Regions from separate parts of the Homo sapiens genome. Here region 2 is linked to region 1. A link is a contact called in ENCODE Hi-C or POLR2A ChIA-PET data. All regions are on one chromosome and are shown on one strand. Each heading gives the region's core, a stretch centred on a gene start or an enhancer-like site at or near the end of the contact. The rest is flanking DNA. Distances are from core to core; before and after follow the strand shown.

Region 1 (5,671 bases), core at 403-2,902:
GGCAGAATGACCACCAGCATTTATGGAGGAGCATTTCCTATGTCAGAAAACGTGGAAGGCAATTCAAACATCTCAACCTTCACAAGATCAACAAGAGGTAGGTGGCATTACCTGATTTTACAACTACAGAAATTAGGATTCAGAAACCCCAAATTATGCCGCTAACCTGGCCCTAGAAATTCAAGGTCTGAATGTAAAACAGTATTCTATTAGTCTGCCTAGTCATAAATCAAATTATGTCTATATCCCTTCCCTCCTAAAACATAAGAAAGCTGGAACTAGATGTCTGATTCTTAGTGCTAGTAAGATCAGCGCTGCAGTCACTGCTCACACAGGGCTACTGAACACTTGAAATGACTTAGTATAGCTGAATTAAACCGTAACCACTGTTACTTAAGTAAACAATAATCCCTTCTTTGTACCCCTTGGGCTTTAGTAACTTACGTATCAATTTTAATTCCAAAAACTAATTTGGCTGAACAACCAAGATAAGCCAAAAAATATTTCTTATTGCAACAAATTTGCTCTTCAATGATGCGAATGAAGATTCTCCGAAAATTCAAGGTGGATCACAACGGTTTTCATGACACGATTCCCCTCTGGTAGACCTCTCTTAAAAGATGTCGCAGGTATGAAATAAGACTGAGCCACGGGAGAAGCGCAGCCCTTTGGACTCCCCTGCAATTTCTATAGCATTCACTCATATCTTGGAAGCACTTAGAACGAAGCTACCAAGAGGGTTTAAGAATGCAGCAATGAGCCAGGCGGATCATCTGAGGTCAGGAGTTCGAGACTAGCCTGACCAACACGGTGAAACCCCGTCTCTACTAAACACAAAAAATCACCGGGCGTGGTGACGCCCGACTGTAATCCCAGCTACTGGGGAGACTGAGGCAGGAGAAGCGCTTGAACTCGGGAGGCGGAGGTTGCAGTGAGCCGAGATCGCGCCACTGCACTACAGCCTGGGCGACAGAGCGAGATTCCGTCTCAAAAAAAAGAATGCAACAATGATACTGCACTGAGCATGCGGATTTAGCCTCAGACTAAAATTTGCGACAAAAATGCACGACTTTTTAGTTAAGAGTAGAGGTTTAAAAAGATGAACGACAAAAAAAGAGACAACCTCCTCCCCAGGCCACACACACCCGAGATTGCAACAGAAATCAAGAGTGCATTTGCACGGCTAAAGTGTCTGGGGAAAACAAAACGGGAAAAATCCTTCCTCCAAAATGGAATTCCTACGGGGCACTAGAGCCCCCGGAGCGGCGCAGCCAGCGCCATCGCCTATTGAGGGCCGCACCACGCGGTCGCCCTGCGCGGCCCACAGGCTGGTGGGAGGCAATGACCCCTCCTGTGAAGGGCGGCGGCCGAAGGCAGCAAGCCTGGCCAGGGGAGAGAGGACCCACTCACGTTCTCGAAGCCTGTTCTTGAAGTTGGGGTCACTTCGTCTTTTGCGGTCGAAGTAGATGCAGTACCCAATGAAAAGGGCCCCGCATACACCGGCGGCGATGGCGCTGTTCCGACCCACCATCTTCTCTACAACGCTGAGCGTGGACGGTGGCGGCAGGGACCGCGAAGGAGCGGTGGGCCACGAACCCTCAGAGCGGTCGGCGCAGCTCACACCCGACGGCCGCGGGCCAGGAACACAGAAAGGCCGAGCACACGCCACTTCCGGTCCCAGTCAACTAAGGGCCTCGAGGTCGTCCGCGGCAGAGCCTGAGCAGAGGCCCAGAGCGCGGCTCCTGCGCCTGCGCAGTGGGCGAAGCCGGCGTTTCCCCTGCGCCGCTGGGTGTACGCACTGGAGTCGGGAATTTGCACGTGACCACGGACTTTTTTTCATATCCGCCGACCATGCTGTAACGAGGCGTACGCGTTACTGGCGTGCACGTACTCAGAAGACTAGCTGACAGCCTTGTTTGTGGCAGACAGAGATGCAGGGTCCCAGACTGCGAATGCTTCATCTTGTCTAACACAGGCAGCCTGTGACTTGTTTGAATTAAACTGTACTTTCTTTTCAGGTTGCCACAATCCATTGTGCGTAGTGGTTCCATTTCAAAAGAATGTTACAGGATAGCCTCATTTTATGATAACTGGAATAAAATTAAATGGAGTAATTTCTTGAAAAATATACACAATTGAAGAAAAAATAGAAAACGTGAATTGTTTTATAGCCACACGAAAACATACACATGATCAGGCCAGGCGCGGTGGCTCACGCCTGTAATCTCAACACTTTGGGAGGCCGAGGCAGGCGGATCACTTAAGGCCAGGAGTTTGAGACCAGCCTGGCCAACATAGTGAAACCCTGTCTCTACTAAAAATACAAAAATTAGCTGGCCATGGTGGCCGGGGCCTGTAATCCCAGCTACTCTGGAGGCTGAGGCGGGAGAATCGCTTGAACCAGGAGGCAGAGGTTGCAGTGAGCCAAGATCGAGCCACTGCACTCCAGCCTGAGTGACAGATCAGGAGTCCGTCTCAAAAAAACAAAATATATATATATATGATCTAACTTAAGATATTGACAAGGAAAATCGTGGGCAGAAAGCAGGCATTAAACAGACACTGTAAGTTGAGGGGTATCGAAGTCAAGCATCAGTGTCAAGAGACATTGGAACCAGAGCTACCTTACCTTGAATAGGGGCTGGGTAAAATGAGGCTGAGACCTATTGGGGCACATTCCCAGGAAGTTTGGCATTCTTGGTCACAGGATATTTACAGGGAAGGGAACAAGTTAATAATGTTTACCTAACAGACCCAGGAAATGTCCTGATGTCCTGATATCTTAAGAACAAAAGCATTCTTAGTTTAATTTTCCCTTTAAAGATAATATTGATCCTTGCAGAAGACAGTAGTTACACAGGATTAACAGTCCTTTGACAAAGACCAGGCAGTGTCTCACACCTGTAATCCCAGCACTTTGGGAGGCCCAGATGGGCGGATAGCTTGAGCCCAAGAGTTCAACACCAGCCTGGGCAACATGGTGAGACCCTGTCTCCACAAAAAAATTAAAAACTTAGCCAGGCGTGGTGGCACACACCTGTGGTCCCAACTACATGGGGAATGATGCGGAAGTATCCCTTAATCCCAGGAGGTTGAGGCTGCAGTTGAGTTATGATTGTACCACTGCAGTCCAAACTGGGTGACAGGGTAAGACCTCGTCTCAAAACAAACACACAAAAAATCCTTTGTCACAAGCTCTTGGAGTAGAGCTCATCTTCCTCATTTTTTTGCTGTTCAATACAAACAAGCCTTGTACCTAAGGTGGACATGTTCCTTCTCTTGCTTTAGGGTATGCACCATTCTACAAAGTAACCTTTCACTTTTTTTTTTTTTTTTTTTTTTTTTTGAGACAGTCTTGCTGTCACCCAGGCTGGAGTGCAGTGGCATGATCTTGGCTCACTATAACCTCCACCTCCTGGGTTCAAGCGATTCTCCTGCCTCAGCCTCCCCAGTAGCTCGGATTACAGGCATGTGCCACCACACCCAGCAAATTTTTGTATTTTTAGTAGAGATGGGGTTTCACCATGTTGGCCAGGCTAGTCTCAAACTCCTGACATCTGGTGATCCACCCACCTCGGCCTCCCGAAGTGCTGGGATTACAGGCATGAGCCACCGTGAGTGATCTTCTTTATTTTCTTAATAAACTTGTTTTCACTTTACTCTGTGGACTGGCCCCAAATTCTTTCTTAGGCAAGATCCAAGAACCCTTTGTTGGGGTCTGGATCTGGATCCTTTTCCAGTAACACGAGGTTGCATAATAAAGAATTTGGCTGGCCTTTGTCCCCAGTTCCTGGGAGTTCTAGCCCCTTGGAATTGATGAGTGATTCACTCCTGTAATCCTAGCACTTTGGGAGGCCAAGGTGGGAGGATCACTTGAGTCCAGCAGTTTGAGAGCAGCCTGGGCAACAAAGTGAGATACTGAAGCGACATCGTTTGGGGTAATACCCAAGGTTCATTGCTTCATGCCAAGGAAATCAAGAACTTGAGCACACACGGAGTAAGGTTAAGAGCAGAGGTTTAATAGGCAAAAGAGAAAGGAGGCTTGGGTGCAGTGACTCACGCCTGTAATCCCAGCACTTTGAGAGGCCAAGGCAGGTGGATCACCTGAGGTCAGGAGTTCGAGACCAGCCTGGCCAACATGGTGAAACCCCGTCTCTACTAAAAATACAAAAAATTAGCCAGGCGTGGTGGCAGGCGCCTGTAATCCCAGCTACTTGGGAGGCTGAGGCAGGAGAAGCGCTTGAACCCAGAAGGCAGAGGTTGCAGTGAGCCAAGATCACGCCACTGCACTCCAGCCTGGGAGACAACAGCCAAACTCCATCTCAAAAAACAAAACAAAAACAAAAAAACCTTCAAAGGTAGTATCACAATGTGAATAAACTGAGAATGTGGAAGTCTCCACATTTCACATACACCATCCATAAAGAAGTATAAAACTCAACACATGAATAGCAGACGATGCTATCAGCAGATAATAGCACTTTTATTAGCAGTACTCAGCAGGAAAAGAAAAAGCAGTTCCTGGTTGTTATTTCTGTTTTCTCTGTTTCTTAGGGCGTCCACTTTTCTTCTGTCCTTTCTTCTTCGTTTTAAGGAGAACAGCTTTTTCTCCAATAAATAAGCTTTTAGGATGTCCTTCTGCAGTTTTGGAAGTAAAATTAAGTCCCTGCTTAGGTTTACTGACATTCTTCAATCGTGGATTTGAATTTTGTTGTTTAAATTTTTCTTTATTAACAGAACGCATGACTCTGAGTTTTCTCCCCATGAGTTCAGAATTATTTAATTTCAGAGCAAGATGAACAGAATCTGTATTCTGCAAAAGAAAACACAATACATTAATTGCTACCAGAAACCCATCTGCAAAGAAACTAGTGAAAGTGTCACTTTAACAGATGAGAACGACTTTCAAGCTTGCACAGATAAGCCCCATCCAATCCCAGGTGTATCAGCTGCTGCACTCGAAGTCTCCTCATCACCATGCTCGTCACCAGTGTTTCCTCAGAAAGCACTCAAGCTGCCTTGTGAAATGTTCAGCTAAGTCACAATGCTACAGGCTTCGTGGTTTTTTTTTTTCATTGTAAAATGAGGTTCTAGACTAGATTAGTCATATGCAATATTGGCTTTTTTTCTTTTTTCTTTTTTTGAGACGGAATCTCGCTCTGTTGCCAGGCTGGAGTGCAGTGGCACGATCTCGGCTCACTGTGACCTCTACCTCCTGAGTTCAAGCGATTCTCTTGCCTCAACCTCTCAAGTAGCTGGGATTACAGGCGCGGGCCAACATACCCAGCTAATTTTTGTATTTTTAGTAGAGACAGGGTTTCACCACGTTAGCCAGAATGGTCTCGATCTCTTGACCTTGTAATCTGCCCACCTTGCCCTCCCAAAGTGCTGGGATTACAGGCATGAGCCACCGCGCCTGGCCCCCATATGCAATATTTTAAACGAATAAACCTCCTTCGTATAGCCATCTTTCTGTCAAAGCCCCATTGTATTAGCTGACCAGAGGGCAGGGAACGCTCCATTACGAGATGTTGGACTAGACACCCTCTAGGGTTCCATTTAGATCCAAAATTCTGTTATACTTCTGTTCCAATATAGAGCCATTAATGCTAACAACCCTGAATATCCATGAGATGTTTGTTAAAGGACTTTAGAAGCTTATCAAGTAATA
Region 2 (5,249 bases), core at 1,087-3,586, 760 kb after region 1:
AGAGAAAGTTCTTTATCTATCCAACATGAAAACTGGCTGAATGCTGTGGATAATAAAGTCACTGTGAACATATACCTTTAGGAGAAAAAGGCCTTCTTTCCTTTGAAATGTGGGTTAGCTCTGTTTCGTGCTGTAACACATATTATTAAAAAGCCCCTGAAGCATTTTGAAGAGCTGTGAAGGCTTTACCTCTCTAAGTGTTACTTGCATTTCTCATGGCACTTCCTGCCTCATTTAATTCTACTAATGTTGTTAGATCACCTATCATAACTTGATGTACTGAATTAATATTTTCCTCTTGAAGACGTTTTGGAAAAAAATATATCTTGGCCTTATTATGAACTTAGAGGCCCTTGTTAATGAGCAGGATGCAAATGATTCATTTGGAAGACAGAAATCCTTTCTGAGTGGCTACCGTTTACTTAAATATTCTTGTGATGTGCAGAGTGATACTAACTGGCTTGAGAAAGTTGATACCGATTCCAAAACTAGGGTAATTTAAGATAAAAAATACACTAGGGGCTCTGTAAATGGGGTGAATATAACAAATTGCCTGAGATGAGCCAATTATCTGGGCTCTGAATTTGGCCTAGATTGCTGGTAATCAAGGCAAAAAGAAAAATAAGGTGGATAATATAGGTCTGACTGCCCCCACCATGTTTATTTGTTAAAGAAACATTTATAGGCCAGGTGCAGTGGCTCACGCCTGTAATCCCAGCACTTTGGGAGGCCGAGGTGGGTGGATCACCTGAGGTTGGGAGTTCAAGACCAGCCTGACCAACATGGAGAAACCCCCGTCTCTACTAAAAATACAAAATTAGCCGGGCGCTGTGGCGCATGCCTATAATTCCAGCTACTCTGGAGGCTGAGGCAGGAGAATTGCTTGAACCTGGGAGGTGGAGGTTGCAGTGAGTGGAGATCGTGCCATTGCACTCAAGCCTGGGCAACAAGAGTGAAACTCCATCTCAAAAAAAAAAAAAAGAAATATTTATAAATTTACCCAAATTTTACTTGGCATTCTATTCAAGGAGGAAAAAAGCATTTGTCTCCTAAAGAGTTACTGTATTCCTTTAAAAATATCCACAGGCAAACATAGTAACTCATTAAATATTATAGCCTACTCACAGGGTGTCTGCCATTCTTATTAGAGAAGAGAGAATGGCATATTAAAAATATGTCAGAAGTTATGGGAAGTTGTGAAGTGGAAGACAGACTTCAAGTTGTGATCCTTCACAAGGCTTCATTCTATGCTTGGCTGTTTGGGAGAGTTCAGAAATCAGCTCAATATGAAAGATATAAGAGCAACTGTCCAGCTGAGGTGGTACATACCACACTAATTTATGGAGAGGACTGAAAAAGTCAATTAAGCTCCTAAAATTCCTTCATCATTGCTAAGAAGCATTGACAAGCTAAGATATAAAGTTGGGAGATGGACTAAATACACAGGATGGCAGAATAAGACTAGACAAGTCTTGAAGGGTTAAAGAGATGAGATCATTCTAACATGGCATTTAGTAGAGGTCAGTGCCATGTCAGGCCCTGCCGTTGAGTCGAAAACATCAATGGTTTGAGTAAAGAATAGGTGGGAGGTATTTTGCAGCACTTGTGGGAAAAGGTGTTCAGGGTTTTAGTTGAAAGCAAGCTCCATATGAGGCCACATTGTGATGGTTGCAGTCCTTCATCCACCTTTTACCTACCTATCAAAAAATAAAGGAAACAGTGGGCTGGATGGTTTCTTCTTAGGGTAAATCCTCTCTTTGGTTGGGGCTGCTGTTGTTGTCCAGGTAAATACCTTTGCAAGCCAACATGCTTCCCATTTAACCCTGGGTTTTACCCATCCCAGCTGTCTCATAGAGGCCTGACTTGCACCTTTCTGTTCCCTGCCCTGCCCAAGCAGTCATTTGATGCCCCGCTTTAGAATAAAGGAAGTGATAAACTCTCTCTAGGCCATGCTGCTTGGACTTTGCCAGGGGTATTTCATTCCGCTTAGAGTACCACTCTTATAAGTATTGTACAGAAATTAACTCATTCAGAGAGTACCTAGGATAAGGAGTCTTAAAACTGAGTCATAGGAGGAACAGTTAAAAAACAGCAGGCTGGCCATGGTGGCTCATGCCAGTAATCTCAGCACTTTGGAAGGCTTAAGCAGGAGAATCACTTGAGGCCTTGAGTTTGAGACCAGCCTGGGCAACATAGCAAGACCTTGTCTCTACCAAAAAAAAAAAAAAAAAAAAAAAAAAAATTAAAGCCCAAAGCTTTCTCTAGAAGACAAAAGACAGGGAGACAAGAAAGCTGTCTTCCGAGGCCTGAGGGCTGTCACAAAGCAGACAGATTCATGTTATCTCTGTGGCCACGAGAGGTAAAGGCAGCACAGGGAGACCTCAGAGCATTTCAGCCCTAGAAGGAAGCCGCACAGAAGTGAGTCTGTAGGTGTTAGAAGGCAGCTGTGCTACACTAACTTTCAGATCCCTCCAACCTACCATCCTTGAGGTTCTTACGAATGTTGAAGTAATCTCGATTCTCGGAACTACCATCCCTCCTCCTCACCACCCCCCACACCCTAGAACCCTTTCTTGCTATAAAAAGGCCATTCCTTAGAAAGTTAAACATAGAATTACCATATGATCCAGTAATTCCACTTCTGGGGATGTACTCAAAAGAATCGAAAGTAGAATCTCAAATAGATACTTGTACAGTAATGTCTAAAGCAGCGTTATTCACAGTAGTCAAAAGGTGGAAGCAACCCCAGTGTCCCTCAGTGGATTAATATAACAAAATGTGAGGTATCCATATCATAGAATATTATCCAACCTTAAAAAGAGAAGAGATTCTGAGACATGCTGCAACATGAATAAACACTGAGGATGTTATGATAAGTAAAACATGCCTGTCACAAAAGGATGAATATTGTATGATTATACTTATATGAGGTACCTGGAGGAGTCAAATTAATAGAGACAGGAAGTAGAATGGTGGTTGCCAGGGGCTGCTGGGAGAAGGGGATGGGGAGTTGTTTAGTGGGTACAAAGTTTCCGTTTGGGAAGAGGAGAAAGTCTGGAGATGGATAGTGGTGAGGTTTGCACAAGAATGTGAATATACTTAATGACACCGAACTGTGCACTTAAAAATGGTTACATTGTGACCAGGTGCGGTGGCTCACACCTGTAATCCCAGCACTTTGGGAGGCCAAGGCAGGTGGATCACCTGAGGTCAGGAGTTTGAGACCAGCCTGACCAACATGGTAAAACCCCGTCTCTATTAAAAATACAAAAATTAGCTGGGCATGGTGGTGTGTGCCTGTAATCCCAGCTACTCGGGAGGCTGAGACAGGAGAATTGCTTTTACCCGGGAGGCAGAGGTTGCAGTGAGCTGAGATTGCACCATTGCACTTCAGCCTGGGCAACAGAGCGAGACTCCATCTCACAAAACAACAACAAAAAAAGGCTGGGCGCGGTGGTTCACGCCTGTAATCCCAACACTTTGGGAGGCCGAGGCGGTTGGATCACCTGAGGTCAGGAGTTCAAGACCAGCCTGGCCAACATCATGAAGCCCTGTCTCTACTAAAAATACAACCATTAGCCAGGCATGGTGGCGGGCACCTGTAATTCCAGTTACTCGGTAGGCTGAGATGGGAGAATCACTTGATCCTAGGAGGCAGAGGTTGCAGTGAGCCAAAACTGCTCCATTGCACTCCAGCCTGAGTGACAGGGCAAAACTCTGGCTCAAAACAGAAAAGCAAACAAACAACAACAACAACAAACAGCAAAAAAAAAAAAAAAAAAAAAAAAAAAAAGATGGGGTGGTTCCCCTCCAGTGGCTCACACCTGTAATCCCAGCACTTTGGAAGGTCGAGGCAGGCAGAATGCTTGAGCCCAGGAGTTTGACACTAGCCTGGGCAACTTGGTGAAACCCTGTCTTTACAAAAAAGTACAAAAATTAGCCTGGTGTGGTAGCCCATGCCTGCAGTTCCAGCTACTTGGGAGGGTGAGGTGGGAGGATCACCTGAGCCTGGGGAGGTCGAAGCTACAGTGAGCCGTGATGGCACACCGCTGCACTCCATCCTGGGCAACAGAGTGAGACCTTGTTTCAAAAAAATAAATAAAAGGCTGGACGTGGTGGCTCAGGCCTGTGATCCCAGCACTTTGGGAGGCCAAGGTGGGAGGATCACCTGAGGTCAGGAGTTCGAGACCAGCCTGGCCAGCATGATGAAACCCCGTCTCTACTAAAAATGCAAAAATTAGCCAGGCATGGTGGTGCATGCCTGTAAGCCCAGCTATGTGGGAGGCTGAGGCAGGAGAATCACTTGAACGCAGGAGGCGGAGGTTGCAGTGAGCCGAGATCGGGACACTGCACTCCAGCCTGGGCGACAGAGTGAGACTCTATCTCAATCAAGTGATAAATAAATAAATAAATAAATAAATAAATAAATAAATAAAAAAGTGAAGTGTGGGAGGGATTGCTCGGTACTCAGCATCAAGGATGAAAGCTGACTGCAGCCATTGTCCCAGTTGAGTTCAGTGGACTTTTCAGTGCAGCCCCGGGATGAAAAGTTCTTCCAGGCTCCTGTACTGTGCATGCTCTTAAGGACAGAAAGCGTTTTCTTTGCATCTAGACCCACTTACCCCCTGCCCCTCTGCTCAGTGCTTGTAGCTCTCTCTACACTGTTATTTCATCTTTTCATCCCTGCTAAATCTTTGCCCTGAAAAATGCAGCTCCCTTGATCTGAACAAATGCTGTGCCCCACTCTGGCCCTGAGTCCCCCATTAGAGCATCTGGAGGAGATACCGAACCACTTTCCATGTTTTCTTTCTTCCTTCATACTAAACACACTTTCCTCTTGTATGTGCCTTGCTGTGCAAAGTGCAGTTCATTGTTAAAGACAGATATAGAAACAAATACTTACAATATTGTTAAAAACAAATACAGAAACAAATAGTTACAATACTGTTAAAGACAGATACAGAAGCACATAGTTACAATACAATGTAGCAAATTTTGTAATGGGGAACAGATTTACAATGAAGGTTGTGATTTCTTATTAAGATGGACTCCAGAGACTCTCAAAGGAGCTATTTTTAGAAAAATTGTGTTGTGAATTACATATGCAATTAATAATAATAGCTAACATTTCTTGATCACAATTTCTAGTTGCCTTGTGTGACTTAATCCATGTAAATCTCAGAGTAAGCCTAAGTGGTACATACTGTTATCATCCCTATTTTTGAGTTGAGGAAATTTAGGCTCAGAGA

The links. A loop is a pair of places that touch in the nucleus more often than their neighbours do. ChIA-PET counts read pairs that join two places held with the same protein, here RNA polymerase II (POLR2A). Pooled maps may share reads with other maps.
Region 2: a loop to region 1 is called in a pooled map, with 3 times the contacts of the local background. The contact joins the enhancer-like site here to the promoter of TOMM20 in region 1. A Hi-C loop is called at or near these places in 1 of 50 pooled maps. POLR2A ChIA-PET finds 5 or more read pairs at or near these places in 3 of 52 experiments (GM10248, GM12878 and endothelial cell of umbilical vein).

The regions. Positions count from the first base shown.
Region 1 is chr1:235,127,185-235,132,855 of GRCh38, forward strand. It overlaps TOMM20 (translocase of outer mitochondrial membrane 20), which reads right to left and starts at 1,653. Exons shown (of 5, transcript NM_014765.3): 1 at 1,411-1,653. The coding sequence starts at 1,531. It overlaps SNORA14B (small nucleolar RNA, H/ACA box 14B), which reads right to left and starts at 753; the gene lies at 619-753. LOC105379283 (a long non-coding RNA gene) reads right to left here and starts at 1,017. Exons shown (of 2, transcript XR_949295.4): 1 at 445-1,017. RBM34 (RNA binding motif protein 34) reads right to left here. Exons shown (of 11, transcript NM_015014.4): 11 at 3,999-4,813. The coding sequence ends at 4,529. RefSeq lists enhancers at 1,381-1,600, 1,831-1,930.
Region 2 is chr1:235,885,880-235,891,128 of GRCh38, forward strand. No RefSeq gene overlaps it. Among named protein-coding and RNA genes, the nearest start is that of LYST, 22 kb to the left of the region's middle. Within about 2 kb of position 2,337, at least 5 of the 41 ENCODE cell types and tissues checked have a DNase peak (open chromatin) inside an H3K27ac peak, as active enhancers do; they include GM12878, where a contact is called at or near this core.